Linked DNA regions of Mus musculus: region 2 is linked to region 1. Evidence: chromatin loops called from intact Hi-C (ENCODE). Cell type or tissue: left cerebral cortex. All regions are shown on one strand. Links, peaks and the distances in the headings refer to the core of each region. The heading gives the core; the rest is flanking DNA.

Evidence for each region. Hi-C counts contacts between places; a loop is a spot of excess contacts. Peaks named below come from ENCODE experiments on the same cell type or tissue, not always from the same donor. Only the 100,000 strongest peaks of a DNase experiment are listed, where the experiment ranks them.
Region 2: a loop joins it to region 1, with 14 times the contacts of the local background. A loop is called at or near these places in 2 of 42 quality-filtered maps.

What each region holds. Positions count from the first base shown.
Region 1 is chr4:71,943,207-71,959,774 of GRCm38, forward strand. No RefSeq gene overlaps it. Among named protein-coding and RNA genes, the nearest start is that of Gm11232, 190 kb to the left of the region's middle. In left cerebral cortex, for the core only: no CTCF peak of the experiment used is centred there; DNase peaks (open chromatin) are centred at 10,020, 10,441 and 11,059; H3K27ac peaks cover 851 bases.
Region 2 is chr4:71,874,190-71,882,189 of GRCm38, forward strand. No RefSeq gene overlaps it. Among named protein-coding and RNA genes, the nearest start is that of Gm11232, 120 kb to the left of the region's middle. In left cerebral cortex, for the core only: no CTCF peak of the experiment used is centred there; DNase peaks (open chromatin) are centred at 1,672 and 3,706; H3K27ac peaks cover 1,110 bases.

The DNA.
Region 1 (16,568 bases), core at 5,240-13,239:
TCATCTCTCCAGCCCCTCATTAGAAAGGCTTTTATCTCCTGGGTGACTTACCTGAATCCTTGAATTTGTCCTCATTTTCATAGTAGATTAGTTATTATTGACGGTCTAGTTCTTTTTTTTTAAACTTTTCATTTATTCATTGTGAGTTTCACATCATGTACCACCCAAGTCCCACTAATCTTTCCATCCACTAATATCGGCCTTTCACCCTTGTAACCTCCACTTCAAAATAAAACACACAAATAATACAGAAAGCATCTCATTGTGGAAGCTTACTGTGTCACCATTTGTCAAACAGTATATACCTCTGTCCACACATCTTCATTTCCAAATGTTTATTGCAATGAGTCATTGGTCTGGTTTGAGATCTCTGGTTTTTGTGACTCCATCAATATTGATTCGCACTGGGACTCCTGTAGGTACCCAATTATTTCCGCATGTCATGAGGATCCTGCAGCTTTGGATGAGCAGGACTGACAAGGCTTATTTCTTATTGAGTCTGCCCCTGTCCTTAACATTTGACTGAGGAAGCAAGTATGGACTTCAGAAAGACAATCAAGTATGTCTCAAACTTGACTTGCCAATTTATCCAAACTTTATAAAATAATCCGCATATGTCATTTTCTACTGTTAGGTATTTTAAGTATAATTCTGTAACACTGACTCTTTTAAACTTCAGCATATTTTAATAAAATATTTTAGCATAATTAACATATTCTCTAGACAGAAATTTACTATTGTGATTAGTCACCCTTATCCTTCTCCTTTTTTTATTACATATTTTCATCATTTACATTTCAAATGCTATCCCAAAAGCCCCCTATACACTCCCCCCGCCCTGCTCCCCAGCCCACCCACTCCTTCTTCCTGGCCCTGCCCTTCCCCTATACTGGGGCATATGATCTTCGCAAGACCAAGGGCCTCTCCTCCCATTGATGGCCGACTAGGCCATCCTCTGCTACATATGCAACTAGAGACACAGTTCTGGGAGATACTGGTTAGTTCATGTTGTTGTTTATCCTATAGGGTTGCAGACCCCTTTAGCTCGTTGGATACTTTCTCTAGATCCTTCATTAGGATCCCTCTGTTCCATCCAATAGATGACTGTGAGCATCCATTTCTGTATTTGACAATCTGTGTCATATCACAGAAGCAAATGTCACTTTGATGACTGATGTGGGTTTAGTGGTTTTAAGCATAGCCCCATGAGAGTCTCAATGGATGGAGTGCCTTTGGGAAGGGATCTTAGGTGGGACAGACAGCATAGATGCATTGGAAACTGATGGCCCAGCCAAGATGTTACAGTCTAATATTAAAAACCAGTGTGAGGTTATAGAAGTAATAGCCCCCACATTGTAGCAAGAGAGGAGAAGGATGCAAAATGGAGACGACATAGAGAATAGACTGTAGAGTGGACATAACAATTTTGTTAAGAACTGAAGTAAGTGCATTTCAAACTCATTCAATTCACTTGAAGCTAACATGAGATTACTAATGACCACTTTAAAATGGTGTCTTCTGTAGCCCAGGCTGACCTCAAACCTATTATATATCAAAGCACACTGATGTGAACATGCTGAAAGCACATGGCAGCTTTTGGACAATCTTACCATAGCCAAACATGGAAACACATCCCTACAACCTAAGTGATAAGTGACTGTATAGAAAAGTTTAAAACATCAGTTACTCCATATGCATACAAATAAACCATTCAACAGATGAGATACAGACCATAATTGAAAAGACAAACATCTACCATATAGAAATCTTGAATATATGTCCATAATTCATCCAAAAGAAGTAAAAACAAAACTTTCCAGTGATAAAAGATGCATTGCATCTCTTAAATTTAAAAATATACTTATTTGTATGGGTGTATGTGTGAGAGTATATGTGTATACTCTTTTCCCGTTTGTATGGGAACACAGGAACATGCCAAGACACTCATATAAGAATCAGAGGACAACTTTCAAGAACTGGTTCTTTTAATTTTACATTCTGAGTTCAAGAATTCTGAGGATTAAAAAGAGTTCCCAGACGCAGACTTTGTGTGCCCCGGTACAGGGGAACGCCAGGGCCAAAGGGGGGGAGTGGGTGGGTAGGGGAGTGGGGGTGGGTGGGTAAGGGGGACTTTTGGTATAGCATTGGAAATGTAAATGAGCTAAATACCTAATAAAAAATGGAAAAAAAAAAAAAAAAAGAAAGCTAAAAAAAAAAAAAAAAAAAAAAGAGTTCCCAGGCATTGATGCCTAGACTTTTTACTGGCTGAGCTATCCCACATTGTTTTAAAGAGCACAGACTGGAAAAGAATAAAGAATAAAGAGAATAACTTCTAATAAAAAATAAAATATTGTCTCTCTTTTTTTGGAAGCTTAATTGCACATGTTTTGAAGAGTTTGATTGTTTTATCACTCTAACCTCCTAAAATAAGTAGAATGGGAAATAGAAAAAAAATTACTGAGGCCCCCGTCTCAATCCCCTAGTGGGTAATCTCCAGAAAAAAAAGGGGGGCGTCATTACACACATAATTAGTTAAAATAAGGCCTCAGTCTAATGTCATGTCCTTAAAAACATAAGACCATGTTAAAAAGACACTTAGGTGGGGCATCCTGTGAACCTGGCAAAAGTGAGTGAAAATATACACTCAGTGGTTCCAGGAAGGATGATAGCCTAAGTATCTTGCTACTTTCTTTTGCTAATAAAATACTACCAAAGAATAGTCACACTATAAAGAAAAGCTTAACTTTGATTCAAAGTTCTTATTCAAGGCCAAAAGGTGATGACTTTCTTAGTACATAGTCCTGAGGTGGTATAGGACATCACATAGAGATATGAGAATGTTACCTAACTCATGGCCAAACTGGCTTCTATTGGAGACCCATTCTACAGGCACACCATTATCCCATAACCCATTCAGTATATACATGAAAGAATCTATTCATGAAACCAGATCACTGATTTCTTTGTAACAGTCCACTTAACCCAACTTCCTAATATTGTTTAATGATGATTAAATTTCATCCCGTGTTTTAGAGAAAAGAGGGCACATTCAAATCAAGGCAGTGGGGTAGACAGGATGTGACAGGCATATCTTTACTTTTGCTTTTAGTTGGTATCTCCGATTCACTTAAGCAACTTGGGGAAGTAGGACAAATGAAAACTTACCAGCATTTATGAGGAAAGAACTTTGTTTGTTATGTCTCATTTCATCTTTATGCAACACTGTCAGGCAGCTTTCATTGCCCATTGAAGAGGCAAAGGCAATAGCCAGGATACTATTTATAACTACTCTAGGGCCACAACGTGCCAAAGTAACTCAGCTGAAGTTCAGAATCGAGTGTCCTATTCTCTTTAGGAAAGGTGTTAGTTCTGCCTTTAAAATAAAAAATAACAAAGATAAATCAATGAATACTTTATTGCCTCTTACTGATGTCAAATACAATGATAGGTAAGGATTTTTAAGTTTTTCTCTATTTTTAAGTCAGATTGTAAGTAATCAGTTTTATTATAATAATTTGACATTTATCACCACCCTAACTTTTCTTTTCCCCATCTTTTGGTGACTTTCCTCCCACTTAATGTTAATTCAGTGTAACATGTAACTCATGGTACTGCTGCCCTCAACTTATGACCTTTTCATATCTTCTTGTGGTACCCTTTCTAATTTCATTATACACATATACACATATACACACATGTACATGCACATTCAAATCTAGATTTTGCATTTGAGAGAAAACATGTACTATTTTTTTTCTTTCTGACTCTGATAAATTTCACTTAAATATAATGGTTTCTTCTTCTATGCATTTTCGTGCATGTATCATGATTTCAATTTTCCTTGTGGCCAAATAAAATTCTATTGTATCTCACACCTATAACTGCTGTTGCATCTCTAATACCATCTCTCTCCACTACTCACTAACTACTTCATTTCTTTATCTTTCTCACCTCTCCACTGAAAATCTATTCATCACAGTAGCATTGGAAACTGCAGTCTATCACATTGAAATGATGATGAAGAAGAAGAAGAAGAAGAAGAAGAAGAAGAAGAAGAAGAAGAAGAAGAAGAAGAAGAAGAAGAAGAAGAAGAAGAAGAAGAAGAAGAAGAAGCAGCAGCTTACAGATGGGGTAGGCATTTGGGTGGACCTACTCAAAGTAGCCTGATCTGTGCCCAGGTGGTAGCTGAGTTGGTCAGCCAGTAGGTCCCACCATGACACTGTAGGTCCCACCTAGCTTCCTGTATTTTTAATACCTTTGCTGAAAGTCAAAGGATCTATAGCTGTGTGTGTTTATTTATGATCCTTTTCCTATTCCATTGGTTTATTGCTCTTAGAACCAGTACAACACTGTCTTTGTCACCTTTCTTTGTAAAATAAACTGAGACCATGTGTGTTAGTCAAGGCTCTCTCGAAACACAGAACAGATAGGATGATTGTGTGTGTGTGAGTGTGTATGTGTGAGTGTGTGTGTGTGTGTGTGTGTGTGTGTGTGTGTGTGTGATTTATTAGAGTAGCTTACATGCTGTGGTCTGGCTCTTCAACAATGGCTGGCTACAGATGGAAAGGCCAAGAATCTGATAGTTGTTCAGTCCATGAGTTTGGATTTCTCAGCTCATCTTCAGTATACATTGGAGTCCTGAAATAGTAGGCTTTAATACCAGTGAAAGAGTATCAGCTGTAAGATAAATGAACATGCCAGTCAAAGTGAGGGCAAGTAGGCAAAAACAAAACCTTTTCCCATGTCTGCTTATGTGAGCTGTCACCAGAAGATATGACCCAGCTTTAGAATAGGTCTTCTCACCTTAAGTGATCCAATCAAGAAAACTCCCTTTTATATTTTTGATTGTGAGCCTAGACTTTAATGGCATGCCAGAGCCAGAAAGTGGGAGTGGGTGGGTTGGTGAGCAGGTGGAGGGGGATTGGGGGAAGGGATAATGGGTTTTTGGAGGGGAAACCAGGAAAGGGGATAACATTTGAAATGTTTATAAAGAAAATAGCTAATAAAAAAAAGAAAAATTCCTCCTAAGTGTGCCCATCTGCTTGGTTTTAGTTGATTGTAAGTGTTGTTAAGTTGACAAGCAAGATTATCCACCACAGTTCCACGGACATATCATGTCTCCTATGTCATAGATAGTTTCCAAATGTAAACAATAACCAAGTCCCAATCATGGCCATTATAAGCATCCCATTTTCAACTGAAAATCAAACTCTTCCATATACAAGCAGAAATGCATTATGTCATTTATTATAGATATGTCTCATAACATGAATACAATAACCATTGATATTATTCCAATTAAAGTTGAATATTCTATGATAAGGACTTAAAGAAAAGAAATACAAACATCTGCTTAATGTATTTGTATATGTGAAAAAAAGCACATTTCTAGTAAAATATGACAGAAGTTGTCCTGTCAATTATAACCCCCATTTCCTAGCTGGTATTGTGCCACACCTTCTGATGGTAATCTACATCAACATACATGGAAGAAGAGACTTTTTGCTTTTTTGCCTTAATGCCCTTACTTTCACTGGCAACTTCATCTATCCTGCTGCTGAAGAATTCCTTCACTGGTACTATCGCCTACATCTTCAGGATTCCAACATAGACTAAAGACCAGTTGAGGGCATCCAGCCTCGCAGACTGAAAAACTACCAGATTTTGGCATTTAGGTTAGGAGACAGCTATTTTACTAGGCAGTATACTCTACTAAATCCCCCATTTATGTAGATTAGAGAGAGAGAGAGAGAGAGAGAGAGAGAGAGAGAGAGAGAGACTTATGCTATTATATCTGTTCCTTTTAAGAACTCCACCTAATGCTGGCTGAGGTAGCAGGAGTGGTGCTACTGCAAGCCAGTAAGCATCTTTTCTCCATAGATCTACATCTGCTTCTACTTCTCCAGGTTCTGGCCCTGCTGGAATTTCTACTCCTAGTTCCTTAGATGGTGAACTGTGATATGGGAGTACAAAAATAAATCTTTTTTTCCAGAAGTTACTTTTACTCATAGTGTTTTAATATAGCAATAGAAACCCTAACTAAGACATATGTGTTGTTATTGTTACTTGCAGAGTTAAGTAGTTAGGTAACCCCAGTTCAGGAAGATGAATACTACATGTTCTGTTTCATATATGCATCATAACTCCTAATTCGTGTGTGTGTGTGTGTGTGTGTGTGTGTGTGTGTGTGTGTGTGTGTGTGTGTATTTATTTGGGAGAATAGACAGGACATCTGCCCCAATTCTATCAGCATGTTCAGAACCGGTAATTAGACCTGTTCCTTTTCAAACCCACCATGATTACAGTATTGTTCCAGAGCTGTCTTCAATGACTACTTCCAGTACTGAACACAGCAGTGCTAAGGAGACCAATTCTACTAATGTCTGTGACAGTCAAATTGACTTTCTAAAGGAAATTTTTCTCCTAGGACTTATTAATTAAGGTATCAAAGTACTGTATCAGAGTTGATTAAATATAACAACATTGAATTGCCTCAAGCAAATAACATTGAAATTGGTGTGGAAATTTCTATGCTCCTGGCATGAGTTTCTCTAAGAGATAAAGTCTGACCACTCAGCTGTAGCCAAATGCCCTCAGTTCCACAGACCTGAACTGAATAAGTAATGCCTTCAAGCAAAACATCTAATTTTATAGAAAATTTAAGAGGGGAAGATAGAAAGTATTTGTATTTCACAAATATATCAGCAATTTGTTTAGTAAGGATGAAACCATTATTTTTTTCTTACTTGGAATGTTTTTTATTTTAAAAGTTTCTCTCTGCTTTTGAGAGTCTTCAGCTCATGACAAAAATGAGCCTATCCCACCAGGGCATGAGTCCTCATGGGATCTACGACTCCTATAACTGCGAACAGTCTTAACCCTCTTCACTTTTTTTTTTTTTTTTTTTGGTTCTTTGAGACAGGGTTTCTCTGTATAGCCCTGGCTGTCCGGGAACTCACTCTGTAGACCAGGCTGGCCTCGAACTCAGAAATCAGCCTGCCTCTGCCTCCCAAGTGCTGGGATTAAAGGCGTGTGCCATCATGCCCGGCACCTTCTTTACTTTAAACACGCCTTTAAGGTTAACATGCAGGTAGCAGGAGAAAGTACCTTCTGTTATTTGAGCCCCAAATAGCAAGGTAAAGAAACAGAAGAAAGAAGTCCACAATTTCAATCAAAGGAAGGAGAGGCATCTTGTATGTGTCTGTAAGGAGTTGCTAAAAATCACAATGTAATATCCTTTCCAGATGGTTTCTGAAGAGAAAGAGAGAAGAAATTTAACAATCACTCAATTGTTAGATTAAAACAATATTTTTAAAACAAAGTCTTTTTCTCTTTTTAGGTTGTACTTCTACAACCTAAAAACAGCTACAGTTTCCTATCTGTTTTCTGTATCAATTTGGCACAAGCTAGGTTCATCTTAGAAAAAGAAATCTCCCTTAAAAACATGTCCCTACAAAATTGGCCTGAAGGCAAACATGTGATGCATTTTCTTAATTCGTGATTGATATGGAAGGGTCCAGCCCATGGTGAATAGTTCTACCCTAAGTAGGGATTTCCCAGATATATAAGAAAGCAGGCTGAGCAGGCATTGGGGAACAAGCTGATAAGCAATACTCCTTTGTGGCTTCTGTTTCAGTTTGACTTTTGGTTCCTTCCTGAACTCACTGCTCTGAAGAAAGTTTCAATTATCAACTGTTATATAGACGTGTAAGTGAAATAAACTTTTTCTGTTTTCAATTGTGGGTATCATGTTATTTTTATCATTACAATTAAAACTTTAACTATGGCATAAGTTGATATCACATTATGAGGTGTTCCTGTGATAGGCCTAACCATGTTGTTAGAGGGCAGATTGTGGCTAGACTTTGAAACATTGGACCCCATTAGCCAATCAGTATTAATGAACTGTTGAAAAAAAAAATTGGAACATAATTCTGTGAACAGGGCAGACATGCCTTCTGAAGTTTGGGGGGACATGCCTTCTGAAGTTTCTAGAAAAGAGTTCCTCAAAGACTCTACAGGGCTGTTTATGTGGTATTTTTGTGATGAGTCTATGATGTCTGGTCAGCTGGAGTTTCATAATTTATTGGGCAATGCTTCTCAAGGTCAGGACACAGACGCTGTGGTTCAAGGGTGACAAGGTTGTATCTTGACCTAGCAGCACAACTTTTCAATCTTAGCCTGCTAGGTAGTATAGAGTTGGAAGTCAGAAGGAGTCATGACACTAGAAGCTTTAAAACCTGACTGGTAAATGTGCATCTGAATTAAATCAGAAGCCTCAGGATTGAAGGAGTCATGAAAAAAAAGTTGAGGCTTGGCAAGATGTATCAGGGTCAAAGTCCCTAAAAATATACCAGGAGATGCTATTGGTGGAAGTGGAACCAGTTTCAATAGGACACCCCAGCATTATGGAGTGCATTATGCTAGTATCATGGCATGACCACCAAGACAAAAGCAGCTATGAAGAAGAGTCATTCTGAACTTACCTGACAAGCTCATGTGTGCTATGCATGGCAAAGACAGAGATCTGAGACAGCCCACGCCCTTTGGAGCTCAGAGAATGATGAATAAATTATATGCCTTAACAAAGATTTTCCCAGTGTTGAAATTGGTTATTGCTTTGATGTGATTGTGAGTGTGTCCTGTTTCTTTCCTCTTTGACTAAGAAAGCATTTAAATTATTTTTATAGGAATCACAGTTATGAGATCTTGGATCTTTTAAAGATATTTGGAGATGGAGAGAGATGTTTTCTACTCTGCATGATGGTAGTATTTTGCAAATTCACTGAGGGATTTTGGCAAAAATTTATCTATATTTTTACTTTTTAAATTGTGTATTATTAGACTTTTAAAATAGTAGATCAATGTGTTCATTGGAATTTTTGTATTTTCTTTTTGCTTTCATTTCCATCTGATAATACCAAAAGGGCCAACAAGATATTTCCTAGAACTTAATTCCTATCACCTGGATATTTTTAAAGCTCCTATTTGTTTCTATACTGAATTCTGGACAATATTATTAAAAGTATCTTTCAATTTAACATTTTACAAATTTTTAATTAATTCTTTGAGAATTTTATGAAATATGTTTTGATCATATTCACCCCTCCTCCTCCAACTTATCCAAAGTCTACCCTCACAACCCTGTAAGCCTCATTTCATGTTCTTGCTCTTTTTTAAATACTCAAGTCCAATTTGAGCCTTCCCTAGAGCATAGTCAACCTGCAACAAGTAACACTCTTAAAAAAAAAAAACATTTGACTCTTGATGACGTCTGCTACTGCATTCTAGAATTTGTCCGGCTTGAGCTTGCACAGGAGTTTGGGGGCTATCTCCACTGCACTAAGTTTATATGTAGAATTATGTGTCTCTGGCTGTGTCTGAAAACCAGTGTTTTCTTTTAGTCTTCTACTAACTTTGACTCTAGGAATATTTCTACTACCACATTGTCAAACATCTCTGAGCCTAGACAGAGTGGTCTGATGAGCCTAATCGGAGCCCTAAATAGGTATGGTGTCATATTTGGATGCCATAGTTTAAGCTGAGTAGTTCATTGACTCTTATTCTCTGCAACTTCATCAATTATGGATTTCTGGTTTCTAATGGTTGCAACCCAAAGGTTGAGAACTGCTGTTCTCAGGGGTAAAATAGAGCAATGAGACCCCAACTGCCTCATAACTAAGAAAGAGATAACCCATTAATATTGCTGCAGATTTCTTTTGCTACCATCTGATGTCTAATTGGGACATTGTTCCTCAGAGAAAATCTCTCTCTCTCTCTCTCTCTCTCTGTGTGTGTGTGTGTGTGTGTGTGTGTGTGTGTGTGTGTGTGTGTATGTGTGTGTTTTTTAAACGTTCTACATTCCCTTCTCTACCCCAACCTTCCATCCCTACCCCATGTAATCTTTTCTGTACCATTATTCATGTTCTCTTATTCATGTCACTGTATTTTATACTCCTCCCTTGAAAGATCTCCCACTCATCCCTGCATGAATTTCCTAACCTTTATTGGTATTCCAAATGAAACACACACATCTAAAGACACAAAACTAAAAGGCATGTGTGCGAGAAAATATGTGATGTGATGGTGAGACTTACCTCACTTTGGATGACTGTTTACCGTTTCATTTATTTACATGCAAATTTCACAGTTTCGTATTTTTAATGGCTGAATAATATTTTAGTATCAAAATGCACCACATTCTTTATACATTTATCAGTTGATGGACATCTAGGCTGTTTTCTTTCCCTGCTTATTGTGAATAGATCCACAGAGAACATTGATGAGCAGATATTTCTGTAATAAAATACAGAATCCTTTAGGGATATGCCCATCTGTATCATGTGCTATATCTATTTCTTGCTTTCTGAGAAACATTCACAGTGATTGTCCCAGATTTTCATCACATCTCAGTGAATAAATGTTCTTTTTTCCCCACTTCCACACCAGCCTTTGTTGGCACTGCTTTTCATCTTAGCCATTTTGCCCAGAGTAAGATAAAACCTCGAAATAGTTTTAATTTGCATTTCTCTGGTGGCTAAGAACATTGAACATTAAGAAATGTTTCACAACCATTTATAGTTCGTATTTTGAAAACCCTGCTTAATTCCATGCCCCATTTTTAATGTTTTTCCTTAATATTTAGTATTTTCAGTTCTTCGTGTATTCTAGATAACTACCCTCTGTCTGATTTAATTTTTTTTTCCATTCTATAGACTGGCTCTTCAATCAAATAATTATGTTGCTTGGTGAACATAAACATTTTAGCTTCCTATGATCCCATTTGTAATTGTTAAATGTTAAGAACTGTTCAGAAAGTCCTTTCCTTGCCGATAAGCTCAAGCGTCTTCCTTATTTTCTCTCAATCGGATTCAGGGTAACAAGTGTGTTATAGAGTTGTTTGCTGAGATAACATATCAGAAAGAAAAGTAACTTGAGGAGGAAAGGGCTTTTGCTTACACTTACCCATCCCAGTTCATCACTGATGGAAACCCACTTAGGGAATCAAGGCAGGAACCTGGAAGCAGAAACTGAACCAAAGGTCATGGAAGAGTGTTGTATTCTTTCTAGATCCTCATGCCTTGTTCTGCCTGCTTATGATGCACCCCAGAATCATCTCTCAATAGGTGGAACCACCCACAAGGAACTGAGCCTTCTCTACATTGAATCCATCATTAATCAAGAAAATGCCCTGTATGCTTGCTCAGAGACCAATTTGGTTTAAGGCATTTTTCTCAGCTGAAGTTTCATCGTTTTTAATAACTCTAATTTGTGTTAAATATAAAATGAATAAAATAAAAAATCAAACTAGGGTATAGGTCTGTGTTCTATAACCATTTAGACTTTGTTTTGTTCAGTGTAAGAAAAAAAATCTAGCTTCATCCTTACTTACATGTAGCTATTTAATTTGACTATCACCATTTTTTTTTGAAGATGATGTCTTTTCTCTAATGTGTATTTTTAGTGTTGATCAAAGGGAAGCAGGAGTGGGTGAATTAGTGAGCATGGGGATGGTTGATGGGATAGGGGGTTTTCAGAGGGGAAACCAGGAAAGGGGATAAAAATTAAACTGTAAATAAAGAAAACACCTAATAAAAAAATCACATGGCTGCAAGAGTGTGGGTTTATACATGGAACCACGATTCTAGTCTTTTGACCAATGTATGTTTTTATTATAGTGCCATACTGTGTTTAGTATTAAAGTTCTCCAGTATAACTTGAAATCCAGTATAACTTAATGATACCTCTAGCAGTTGGTTTTCTTTGTTTGTTCTTTGGCGGGGGGGGGGGGGGCATGGGTAAAATGGGGATTTGTTGTTTGTTGTTTTTTCGGACTTGTTTAGGCCATCCTTTTTTAATGTGTTTCCAAATGAAGTTTGCAATTATTTTCAATTTTTGTGGAAATTAGTGTTGGAATTTTGATTGTATTGAATATGTTAATTACTTTTTAGAAGATAGCCATTTTCACAATATTAATCTTATTAATTCATAAACAATGGAGATCTTCTGGTATCTTTCTTTTTTTTCTACAGTGTCTCAATGTTCTTATTATTCTATTCTTTTACTTCTTTAGTTAGATTTAGTCCAAAATATGTTTGAGGATATTCTGATACAAGAACTTGAAAGTCTTTTGTAAAATATCATGCTTGTTGTACTGGCTGGTTTTGCATGTCAACTTGACACAAGCTGGAGTTATCATAGAGAAAGGTGCTTCAGGTGAGGAAATGCCTCCATAAGATCCAGCTGTAAGGCATTTCCTCAATTAGTGATTAAGTGGGGAGGACCCATTGTGGATGCCCATTGCTGGTAGTCTTGGTTCTATAACAGAGCAGGCTGAGCAAACCAGGGGAAGCAAGCCAGTAAATAACATCCCTTCATTGCATCTGCATCAGATCCTGCTTCCTGACCTGTTTAGTTCCAGTCCTCACTTCCTTTAGTTATGAACAGCAACATGGAAGTATAAGCTGAATAAACCCTTTCCTCCCCAACCTGCTTCTCAGTCATTATGTTTGTGCAGGAATAGAAACCCTGACTAAGACACAAGTGAAAAGTAGGTGTAATATTTGCTTTTCTCTTCCTGTGATAAATTAGTATGTACAAAGAATATGTTTGAGCTGATAGTTTCAGAAGAATAAGAGTCCATCATGATACGGAGGATTGGTGGCCAGAGAAGGAACCTGAAAGATGACATTATCAATTACAAACAAGAAGCAGAAAGTAAAGTGAGAGTTGAGTCTAAACTCTCAAAGCTCACATCCAGGGACATACTTCCTGCAACAAGGATGCACTGTCTAAACTTCCCCAAACAGTATCAGCAACTGGGAGCCAAGTATTTACATACCCAAGTATATTAGTCAGGATTCTTTACATAAATAAAATTTGTAGAATGGACATATAGATGTATAGATATGTAGATATTTATCATATATAAGATAAGTATAGATACATATTACATAGATTGATAAGTATATTAGTGCATAGACAGATGGCAGATAGGTAGGTTGATAGATGATAGATAGATAGATAGATAGATAGATAGATAGATAGAGAGAGATATAGAGAGATAGATAGACAGAAAGAAAGATAATGATAGATGATATAAGATTTCATCTAAATCCTATAGATTATTACAGGCTGTAGTCCAGCTAGTTCAACAATGCCTGTCTAATAGTGGAAAATCTAAGAATCTAGTAGCTGTCCAGTTCATGAGACTGGATGTCTCAACTGATCTTCAGCAATGCCAGAATCCCAAAGAACAAGGCTTTAGTAAAGAAATGGTTTTGCCAGTGAGAACAAGAGCAAACAGGCAAAAAGAGCAGCAAATTTCCTTCCTCTATATCCTTTATATAGGCTGACAGTAGAAGGTATGGCCCAGATTAAATGTGGATTGCCCCACCTCAAAAGATTGGAATAAAATTGGCTCTTCCCACTTCAAATAATTTAATTAAGAAAAAAATTCTTCACAAGTGAACCCCACTTGAGTTTTAGTTAATTCCAGATGTGGTCACAGTGACAGTCAAGAATAGTCACCACACCAAGCCTCTGGGGGACATTTTTCATTACCTGATACTTTAACACTTCTTCCTTTTGTATTTATATTCGCTTATCACTCTAGCTAAGACTTCAACAATATACTGAACAGTGATGGAGAGAATGGTCATCCTCAACTTGTTCCTTGTTTAATGGAAACGCTTTAAGGTTTTCTCTCCATTCTTCATGATGTTGTCTGTGAACTCTTGCCTTTATTGTGTTCAAATATATTACCTCTAGCCCTAGATTTATAGGACGTTTTGTCAAAAAAAAAAAAAAGATTTTGTCAAAATCTTTTCTTCATATAATGAGATGATTGTGTGATTTCTGTCTATTTATGTCATGGATTACTACATTTTTACATTGATAAACACTGGATCGATCATTCCTGCATCTATGGGATGAAGCTTCCTTTATCACGGTGAATACCTTTTTTGTGTTTTAATTTAACTCACAAATATTTTATTGAGAACTTTTGTGTCTGCTCATCAGAGATTTCCCTAGAATTTTCCTTTGTTGTTGTTGTTGTTGTTGTTGTTGTTGTTGTTGTTGTATCACTGGTTTTGGTATCATAGTACTACCACTACATAACATGAATTTGAAAGTGTTCCTTCAGTTTCTAATTTGAAGAACAATTTGAGAATTATTGGTGCTAGTTTTTCTTCAAAAGTTTGATAGAATTCTGCACTATATCCTTATAATTCAAGCAAGTCTTTTTCTGAGTTTGGAAATTTGTAATTCTTTTTCTATTTCATTGATTGTTATGCACATATTTAAATAGCTACTTTAATGTGTTTTTTACATTGGGATTATAAACCTATTTCCTACTTCCTTTTCCTACCTCCAAACCTCTCACATAACACTCCTTGTTGTGTCACAAATTCATTAACTGGTCCTCTTATTTCATTAACTGGTATTGCATGCATGTATTTTCAGGGCTAACCATTGGTATTAAATAACCCATTGGTATGTTCATCCTTGGGGAAGATTATATTCCCTGTTCTTAGCATTAATTAGTTACCAGTAGCATAGAGTTGAGGCCTCATAAGCTTTTGTTGCATCCACCTTGGCATTTCTATTGGTGTCATGCTTTTTCAGCCTATGTTTGGGTAGTCAAGTTGGTGAGACTTTATGAGTGTAGCTTCAGGCATTCCTAAAAGATACAATCTCACAGAAAATTCTATGATCTTCAGACTTTTACAATTTTTCAGCCTCCTTTCTGAAGTGTTGCTTAAGCTTTATGTATTTTATGTGCATTTAGAAATTTATACTTTTCTGTTAGAGTTTTAAGTTTAATAGAATGTATTTTTGTAAATATTTATTTACTTTACTTTCTGTATATGAATGTTTTGCTTTAATGTATGCCTGGTGTTGGTGGAGGACAGAAGAGGACAGGGCATCACAGAGAACTTCAATGACAGGTGGCTGTGAGCTGCCATGTGGTAGCTGATACCCAAACCCAGGTCATCTGTAAAATCAGCAAGTGCTAATATCCAGTGAGTCATCTCTCCAGGCCATGGAATGAAGCTTTTAAAGTATACTTTTATGATTCTCTGAATTCCCTCTATATCTGTTGTAATATTGCCTTTTTAATCACTGACCTTTTAACTTGGATCATCTCTCTTTCAGTTAATATAGCTAAGTGTTTGCCAAGCTTGTTAATCTTTTCTAAAAACCTACTCTTTATTGGATTAATTTTAACATTGATTGCTCATTTCTATTTTATTAATTTCAGCTTTTTGCATTATGTCTTACATCTCTTATTTTTAGGTTATTTCTGTTTTACAGGTATAACTATTAATATGATACCTGTCAGGTTTTGATGAGAAAATTGCTGCTGCACATTTTCCTGTTAGGGTTGATTTTATTGGGTTTCATAGGGTTTGAGCATGTTGTGTTTTCATTTTTATTCTATTGTAGAAAATTTTAAAATTTCTTTCTTGATTTATGTTTTGACACATTTTCATTCAGTGGTGCACTGGTTAAATTTGTTGAGCTTCAACTTTGTATCCTTGGGATACTGTGGTCAGTTTTGGACAAACTTCCATGATTTACAGAGAAGAAAGTGTATATTTAGTGTTTGGGCCAAATGTCCTGTAAATATCTGTTACATATGTTTGAATTAGTGTCATTTAATAAAGAGTTTCTCTATTCAGTTTCTGTCTGAATGATCTATCTATTGGTAAGAACAGGATGTTGAATAGTCTCAATGTGTTTTGAAATTTAGTAGTGTTTCTTTTGTAAAATTTAGTTCTCCTGTGTCTAGTGTTTAAATTTTTAGAGTTATACTATCCTTTTGATATTAATGAAATTAAATTAAATACTCATCCTTACCCCTTATGACTAGTTTGGGTTGAAGTTTGTGTTTACAGGTATCAGAATACTTCAGCTTCATTTGGATTCCAGTTGCTTAGAATGCCTGCTCTCATTCTTTCACCCTATCATAATGTCTATCACTTATGGTGAAATGTGTTTCTTTAAGGCAGCCAAGAGATATATTTTGTTTTTTAATCTAATCTATTAGTCTGTGTCTTTTTATTAGTGAATAGAGATCGTTAAGTTTGAAATTTGTTATTAATTTAATTCCTGTTATTTGTGTATATGTGTGGATGCTGTTTTCTTTTGATTAACAGTACTAACATTGTTTATTTCTGTGTTCTCTTCTGTGTATTTAATATTCTCTTTAGAGCAAAGTATCCTCATAGTATTTTCTGTAGAGATGAGGTAATAAACATAAATTATTTATTTCTATTTTACCATGGAAAGTTGTTTCTTTCTCCTATGATTATGACTGATAATTTTTTCTGAATACAGTCTGTGCTGGCATTTTTGCACTTAAAAAATAGTGGGACATTACTCCAGGACCTTCTAGATTTCAAAATTCACCTTGAGAAGTCAAGTTATTTTGAAGGGTCTACTTTTGTAAGTGACATTGTCTTTCTCTTTTAAAGTTTTCATATATTTTCCTTGTTATGTGGACTTAATGTTTTGTGTATTCTGTGAAAAAAGGGATTTTCTTATCTTGTTTTTTCTATTTC
Region 2 (8,000 bases), core at 1-8,000, 74 kb before region 1:
AGAGAGGATAGAGGAGAGTAAGGTGGGGCCAAGCAGCTCCTCTTATGGTGTGCCATTATCTTTACTGTTGCTAGGTTACTGGGGAGAAGTGTAGCCTGAAGATCAGAAGCTTGAGACATTGTCTACATGACTGCTAGCCATGCTTCTCCTGTCAAGGCTGTGGGGGGCAGTAACTTCGACAGGAGCCAGAGTTCCAGGAGTATGAGCAAACGCCTACCAAGCCATGTAGGTGAATTATCACCACTCTGGGATTCCACTTCAGCTCAACTGGAGACCAGACTGTCTGTGTATATCCCAATGCCCCACAGATTCTTAAGTAAGTAGCAAATCAATCAAACAGAAAAATAAAAAATAAAAATAAACTTATTTGATAAATATATTATTTAATTGATAATACTTTGGCTTTTTTTTTCCAAAAGATACCACTACTAAAATGAAGATTTTTTGCAAATGTCACCATTTCTATGAAACAAAGCTGCAATAATAAAATTTGTCTTTAACTGGATTTTGAAGAAGGCCCAACTAGCCAAATCTATTGCATACATAGATATGAAGACAAACTATTTCTGCTTCCATGACAGGTTCTCTAGGTTTTGCTTTTATCATTGATCACTTACAGGTGTCATTTAAAGTAGAAACTTACTCTACCTCTTCATAATGTTAATACTCCCTTTAGCCAAGTGACCCCATGAACATTCGTTGTGCCTCCAAATATCTGTTTGAGAGAACCCTGTGGGAACAGGGCTAAACCCTCAGAAGTTATTGGAACATCAAAGATGACTTTGTATCTTACTAAAAGAATGTTATTCAGAGGGCAAGGAAGAGTTATTTATGCAGCTAGAAACTTCTCACCGAACATACTTGCTTTTCTTACTTGGGGATTTTTGTCCCTTACTATGATGGAAAAAGTGAGGTGATACACTAGAAAGAATACTTGCCTACAAACTCTTAACTACTTAACGAAGAAAGCTATTGACTATCTAATATATATCATAATTTGGCACATACTAGTGAACTTTGACAATTATTTTGGTTGCTCTTTCCACGTAATGTTCAGGGCCACCCACAGATATACATTTTATACCATCTCAGCAAGTTAAATCATCCCTAGGTGTAGGTATCATGATTTTATGCTTACATAAAACCTACAGTACTCTACAGGAATAGGTGTGGAGCCAATAAAAACTTTCAGCAATGTAGAAAATTCAAAATAAAGTCACAAAAGGCACAATATGGGAAATCGAGCTAGATCACATGTTAATCAACAGATGAATAAAGAAAATGTGGTGCATATACATAACAGAATTGAATTCTCAGTGCAATTTTCTCCAGCTGCAAAGAAAAATCAAATTGTAATTTTTTTTTCAGAAAAATGCATGGAAATGGTACCATTATACTAAATAAAATAAGACTCAGAAAAACATATACTGTTTTAGATTGTTTATAGAAACTATATTTAAGATTACACATATATTAGTGGATATAGATCATGGAACTACAAGGGGAGCCATCAAAGTTAAGCAAATTACCTTAAGGAATGAAGATTAAATGTGACTATAGTTGTATACACATGACACAAAAGCAGAAGAATTACATTCAAAGGGAGAGGTGGCAAGAGCAAGCTGCAGCACAGAAGGCATGGAGGAGGACATGGAGGAGGACAGAGAAAGTGGGTTGGAACAAAATGTAATGACATTACATTTATGAAAATGCTATAACGAAACTCATTGTTCTGTATGCTAACTTTAAAACTGTAATTTTAAGAGACTGTGTATATCCGCGGAACCAGGACAAATTATAGCTAAGAATTTTCGTTTTCACTCAAGTGACACAAGTGTTATGCTAGAAATCAGAATACTGATTTAAGGGACTACAGAGCCTAGAGAAAAATAATCTTGCCCTGTTTACTAATATAATCCAAATTGAAACAGTCTAGTACACTACATGTCCTCAATTGGTAAATAAATGTATGAAATTGCAAAAAAAAAAAAGAAAAGAAAAAAGAAAATTTAAAGTATATGTGAAATAAAACAAGCCAAAATAAAATCATATGATGAGAAATAATTTTGAAAGCAACTATACACCATAGACTCAAACAAGAGGAATTCTCATGGACATAACTCAGGGATGGTATAGACAAAATGACAAATGATAGGTACATCTGAGTACAGCCAGTAGAGGTTCACATACAGATAATTGATGTACATGCTTTATTAAAAATCTATTACTTACCCACATCTATTTATTCATTTGTTATTTCTGTGGATGCTTGAAGTGTATAGGCATACATTATCTAGTATGAGATTTATACAATAATTCTATAAATCACACTGGTAGATATTATCTTAATTTAATTTATAAAGAAACAATTCCCAGTGGTTGACTGGATTGTCAAATAATATTGATTAATGCAAATTGTTTTCCACTGATTTCTCTATATCTACATCTAGCTCTAAGTTAAAAGAACATATGTATGTATGGTATATTTCCTTGTAAGCAATTTAATTTGCCCCAAATGAATTTTACTATGTCTCTAAACCCTTTATACTTATTTAACCACTTTTCACAAGTAAACTGAACCACCTTTACCTTTTTTTTTTTTAAACTGTTCTGTTTTCTCATATTCATGGTGCTGTGTCACATAGGGACAACTTTACACAATATACTTTGGGCTGTCTTTCCTATCCCTAACTATCTTCCCTCTTTTTTGCCCTTTCCTCTCCCTATAATCCACTATGTTCCTATAGACAATTTCAGTTCTGTTTTCATGCCACAAGTACACATATGGTTTTATGTATTTATTCAAAGTCTAGAACTAACAAAGAAGAGAAAATGTGAAATTTATGTTCCAAAAAACTGACTCGATGTGCTTAACATATCAGTAACTAGTCATGTGTAGTTTCCTACAAACTACATAAATTTTGTGCTTTTTTATGGCTGAAAGATCTTCTACTGTGTCTGCATACCACATTGTCTTGATTCATCCCTCTGTTGGTTTCACAATTTGGCTATAGTGAATATTGCTATAGTAAATATTGACACACAAATATCACTATGATGTCCTGATTTGGATTTCTACAGATAAGATACCCAGGAGTAGCAAGGTTGGATCAAATGATTGTCTACTTTAGTTTTTGATTGCTGCAGTGGGTAGAGTAGTTGACATTCTCACCAGCATGAGTTCCTTTTGCCTACATCCTCTCCAGCATCTGTTTTTATCTGTTTGTTTAGTGATTGCTATTGTGATTGGGGTGACATGGAATGTAAATTAAGTTTTAATTTCCATTTCTCAGACAGTAAAGTTGAACTTCTTTATGTTTATTCTCTATGAGCAATTTATCTTTTAAGAACCATGCTCATTTCACATTTCATTAATTGATTTGGCTGGTTAATTTTTTCTTTGGCTTATTGAGTTCTCTGTATATTCTAAATCTATAAAAATCTCTAACTACAACCTCCATTAACATATCTCTATGAGATGTGTAAATGGCTAAGGTTATTATCTTACTCTGTAGGTCTTATCCTCACTTGAGTAATTGTTTTTCTTGTTGAATGAGTCTTTTCAGTCCCATGAAACACAATTGTCAATTGTTGGCCTTATTTCTCAAGTGTCTGGAGGCCTGTTCAGAAAGTCTTTGTCTCTGTTTATATCTTATCCTTAATTTTTCTTCCAGTACTTCTAGGATTCCAAGTACTAAATTAAGGTCTATGATACATTTGGAGTTGATTTCCATACAGTGTGAAAGATACAGACCTAGCCTCATTCTTTTAAATGTGAATGTCTCATTTTTAGCACCATACTTTGAAGCTCTTTTTTCTCCAATGCATATTTTGAGCACTGTTTTAAAAGCCAGGTTATCCCTGCATTTTTCTTTCTTTTTTTTTTTTTTTTTTTTTTTTTTGCTCCTGTCACACTAAACATAAAATACATCCCTCATGTTTCCACATAATCACTACTAGAATCATACCAGCATTGTTGACACCATTGCTGGTCTACCATGGTCATTTTCTACACGTTACTGTTTTCTTCTAGTCATTTGTTCATCATGAATCTGGTAGACCCAATAGAGTAAATGGATAGTGATTTGAAAGTGCTAACCCTGTGGTGGGTTTTCACTGCAATGGGGAAATTATTTGCACAATCTCTCTCTGTGCCTCTATGTTCTTTGCTCATTTCATAAAATCTAGTCAGATCAAATTTTATATTCTTCAATATTCTTAATCCACTTATCTGTATTTTATAGCCTTTGCACATCTCTATTCATTTGTGCCTTGTGTCTAGAATCATGTTGTTGTTGAAACAGTATCTTTCTATGTAGTCTGAGCTGGCCTTGAACACACAATCCCTTGCCTCAAGTGTCCCAAGTACTAGGATTAAAGGCTTATACCACCATGTTAGACTCCTAAAGCATACTTAACATGGTAGACCTCTTACTAATTTTAGTTTTCAACTTAGTGTTGCTTGAAATAAAGGCATTTTATATGAATTGTATCTAAAGGAGCTCCTTAGGATTGTATCTTTCATTATTTCTTTCACAGAATTTATCATGTTTAATATTTTAAAACTTGTGTTCTTTTCCTTTTGGATGATGAGTTCTATTAAGGATATATCTCACTTATTTACCTATTGTACCATCTTGGATATAGTGTATTAGGCATCCAAGATGTACTTATCTTGCAAATATTAACTAATATTTATATAATTGAACCAGTCAGTTCAAGCTGTGCATGTTAACAATGGAATCAAATGCAATTTGAAGTAAAATATTTTGCCCAGAGCAGCACAAGGCCTCACTAAATCTTACTTTTCACTTTCTATTGGATTTAGACAGACAATGATATACCATTTAGAAGTATTACAAAGTTTCCTAGGCCTTTACTTCAGGTATTGGGTTAGACCACTGTTGTGCATAGCCCTGGGGCTAATTATAGTTTATGTTAATTCCTTTCTACTGTGGGTGGCTGTGAACAAGGAATGAGTCAGCACTCAGGTGATTTCCTGTAACCCTGCTTCCCACCTTAATTTGTAAAATAAAGGAGAGCTGATGATGGGCAGATAAAAGGGAAGGTGGAGCAGAAGGTGGGGAGAGAAGAAGGAGAAAATGGAAGAGGGAGAGGATGCAGAAGAAGACAGTGGGGGCTGGGACACAGAGCAGAAGCACATGGCCTGGAGAAACTACAAGTTCTGAGGGGTCTTATAGATAGGGAAAATGGTAGTATAGCTATAGATCTACCCAATGTAGGCGCACAGCATGTATTCATATTAACTGTGTTGTGTTTTCATTGCCAAGGCATATTTCAGATAGATTTACTGCAACAGATCAGCTCCATTTTAGTTGAATAGTTGACTTAGATTAAGTGTTGTAATTCAATTAAAATCTTTCAGCTTCTTTCTGAATGGTTTGGTTTATTTGTCACCACACATTCCTGATAACTCATAATATTCAAAAACCAAGAAGGAACTTATTTACTCAAGGTGACAATTCCTTTTTTATTATTTAATCTTTTATTTATTTATTTTTACACTTCAGACTTTATTCCCCTCCTGGTTAACCTTCCAGACTGTTCCACATTCCATAACTCTTCTCTGCCCACTGTCTCTATGAAGATGTCCCTACCAGGGACCATCCATCCCACCAGACCTCTAACCTCACTTGGGCCTCCAGTCTCTTGAGGTTTAGGTTCATTTTCTTTGACTGAACCCAGACCCGTGAGTCCTCTGCTGAATATGTGTTGGGGACCTCATATCAGCTGGTGTACGCTGCCTGGTTGGTGGTCCAGTGTTTGAGAGATCTCACGGGTCCAGGTTAATGGAGACTGCTGGTCCTCTTACAGGGTCGTACTCCTCAGCTTCTTCCAGAATTTCCCTAATTCAATCACTGGGGTCAGCAGCTTCTGTCCATTGATTGGGTGCAAATATCTGCATCTGACTCTTTCACCTGATTTTTTGGGTCTTTAAGAGGGTAGTCATAATAGGTCCCTTTTGTGAGCACTTCATAGCCTCAGTAATAGTGTCAGGCATGGGACCTCCCCTTGAGCTGGATCCCACTTTGGGGCTGTGCTGGACCTTCTTTTCCTCAGGATTCTCTACATTTCCATCCCTGTAATTATGGAGCAATTACAAGCCAGAGTTTTGACTGTGGGATGGCAACCCCCTCCCTCACTTGATGCCTTGTCTTTCTGCTGGAGGAGGCCTCTATAAATTCCTTCTCCCTACTGTTGGGCACTTCTTAAAAAAAAAAAAATTAGATGTAGTCAAGCAGTAAAAGAGTAATCCTTGACAAGATGATTGTCCTTTCCTGTCCATTTTCCCATAGAATCTTCCTCCTTTAGGAAGCATAGATACCTTGCAAAACTTTTTTCAGGCAGGCCCAGGATTCTTCTCAAGAGTTATCTCTTGCTAGGACAAATCCTATGACTAGTCTGCAGTGCATGTTAGAAGAAGAAACATACACAATGCTTAACCCAGCCTTGTCTTTAGGTGGTACTTTTAGCCAATATAACATGCATTCGCATAGCATTAGCTCAGTATCTGTGCTATCATTGTTCCTCTAACAAGATTCCCTTTGATGTCAGAGTTAGTGCTAGTGGTGTGAGAGTTGAAGGCAAATGTTCCAGAGCTGTACTTTGCTCCCCTAGTTTTGTCTCATCAGGAAATGTTGGCTTTACTAAAATCAGGGACTAGACAAGGCTGCCCACTTTCTCCCTACCTCTTCAACATAGTACTTGAAGTCCTAGCCAGAGCAATTCGACAACAAAAGGAGATCAAGGGGATACAAATTGGAAAAGAGGAAGTCAAAATATCACTTTTTGCAGATGATATGATAGTATATATAAGTGACCCTAAAAATTCCACCAGAGAACTCCTAAACCTGATAAACAGCTTCGGTGAAGTAGCTGGATATAAAATTATCTCAAACGAGTCAATGGCCTTTCTCTACACAAAGAATAAACAGGCTGAGAAAGAAATTAGGGAAACAACACCCTTCTCAATAGTCACAAATAATATAAAATATCTTGGTGTGACTCTAACTAAGGAAGTGAAAGATCTGTATGATAAAAACTTCAAGTCCCTGAAGAAAGAAATTAAAGAAGATCTCAGAAGATGGAAAGATCTCCCATGCTCATGGATTGGCAGGATCAACATTGTAAAAATGGCTATCTTGCCAAAAGCAATCTACAGATTCAATGCAATCCCCATCAAAATTCCAACTCAATTCTTCAACGAATTAGAAAGAGCAATCTGCAAATTCATCTGGAATAACAAAAAACCTAGGATACCAAAAACTCTTCTCAAGGATAAAAGTACCTCTGGTGGAATCACCATGCCTGACCTAAAGCTTTACTACAGACCAATTGTGATAAAAACTGCATGGTACTGGTATAGTGACAGACAAGTAGACCAATGGAATAGAATTGAAGACCCAGAAATGAACCCACACACCTATGGTCACTTGATCTTCCACAAGGGAGCTAAAACCATCCAGTGGAAAAAAGACAGCATTTTCAACAAATGGTGCTGGCACAACTGGTTGTTATCATGTAGAAGAATGCAAATGGACCCATTCCTCTCTCCTTGTACTAAGGTCAAATCTAAGTGGATCAAGGAACTCCACATAAAACCAGAGACACTGAAACTTATAGAGGAGAAAGTGGGGAAAAGTCTCGAAGATATGGGCACAGGGAAAAAATTCCTGAATAGAACAGCAATGGCTTGTGCTTTAAGATCAAGGATTGACAAATGGGACCTCATGAAACTGCAAAGCTTCTGCAAGGCAAAAGACACCGTCAATAAGACAAAAGGACCACCAACAGATTGGGAAAGGATCTTTACCTATCTTAAATCTGATAGGGGACTAATATCCAATATATATAAAGAACTCAAGAGGGTGGACTCCAGAAAATCAAATAGCCCCCTTAAAAGATGGGGCTCAGAGCTGAACAAAGAATTCTCACCCGAGGAATACCGAAAGGCTAAGAAACACCTGAAAAAATGTTCA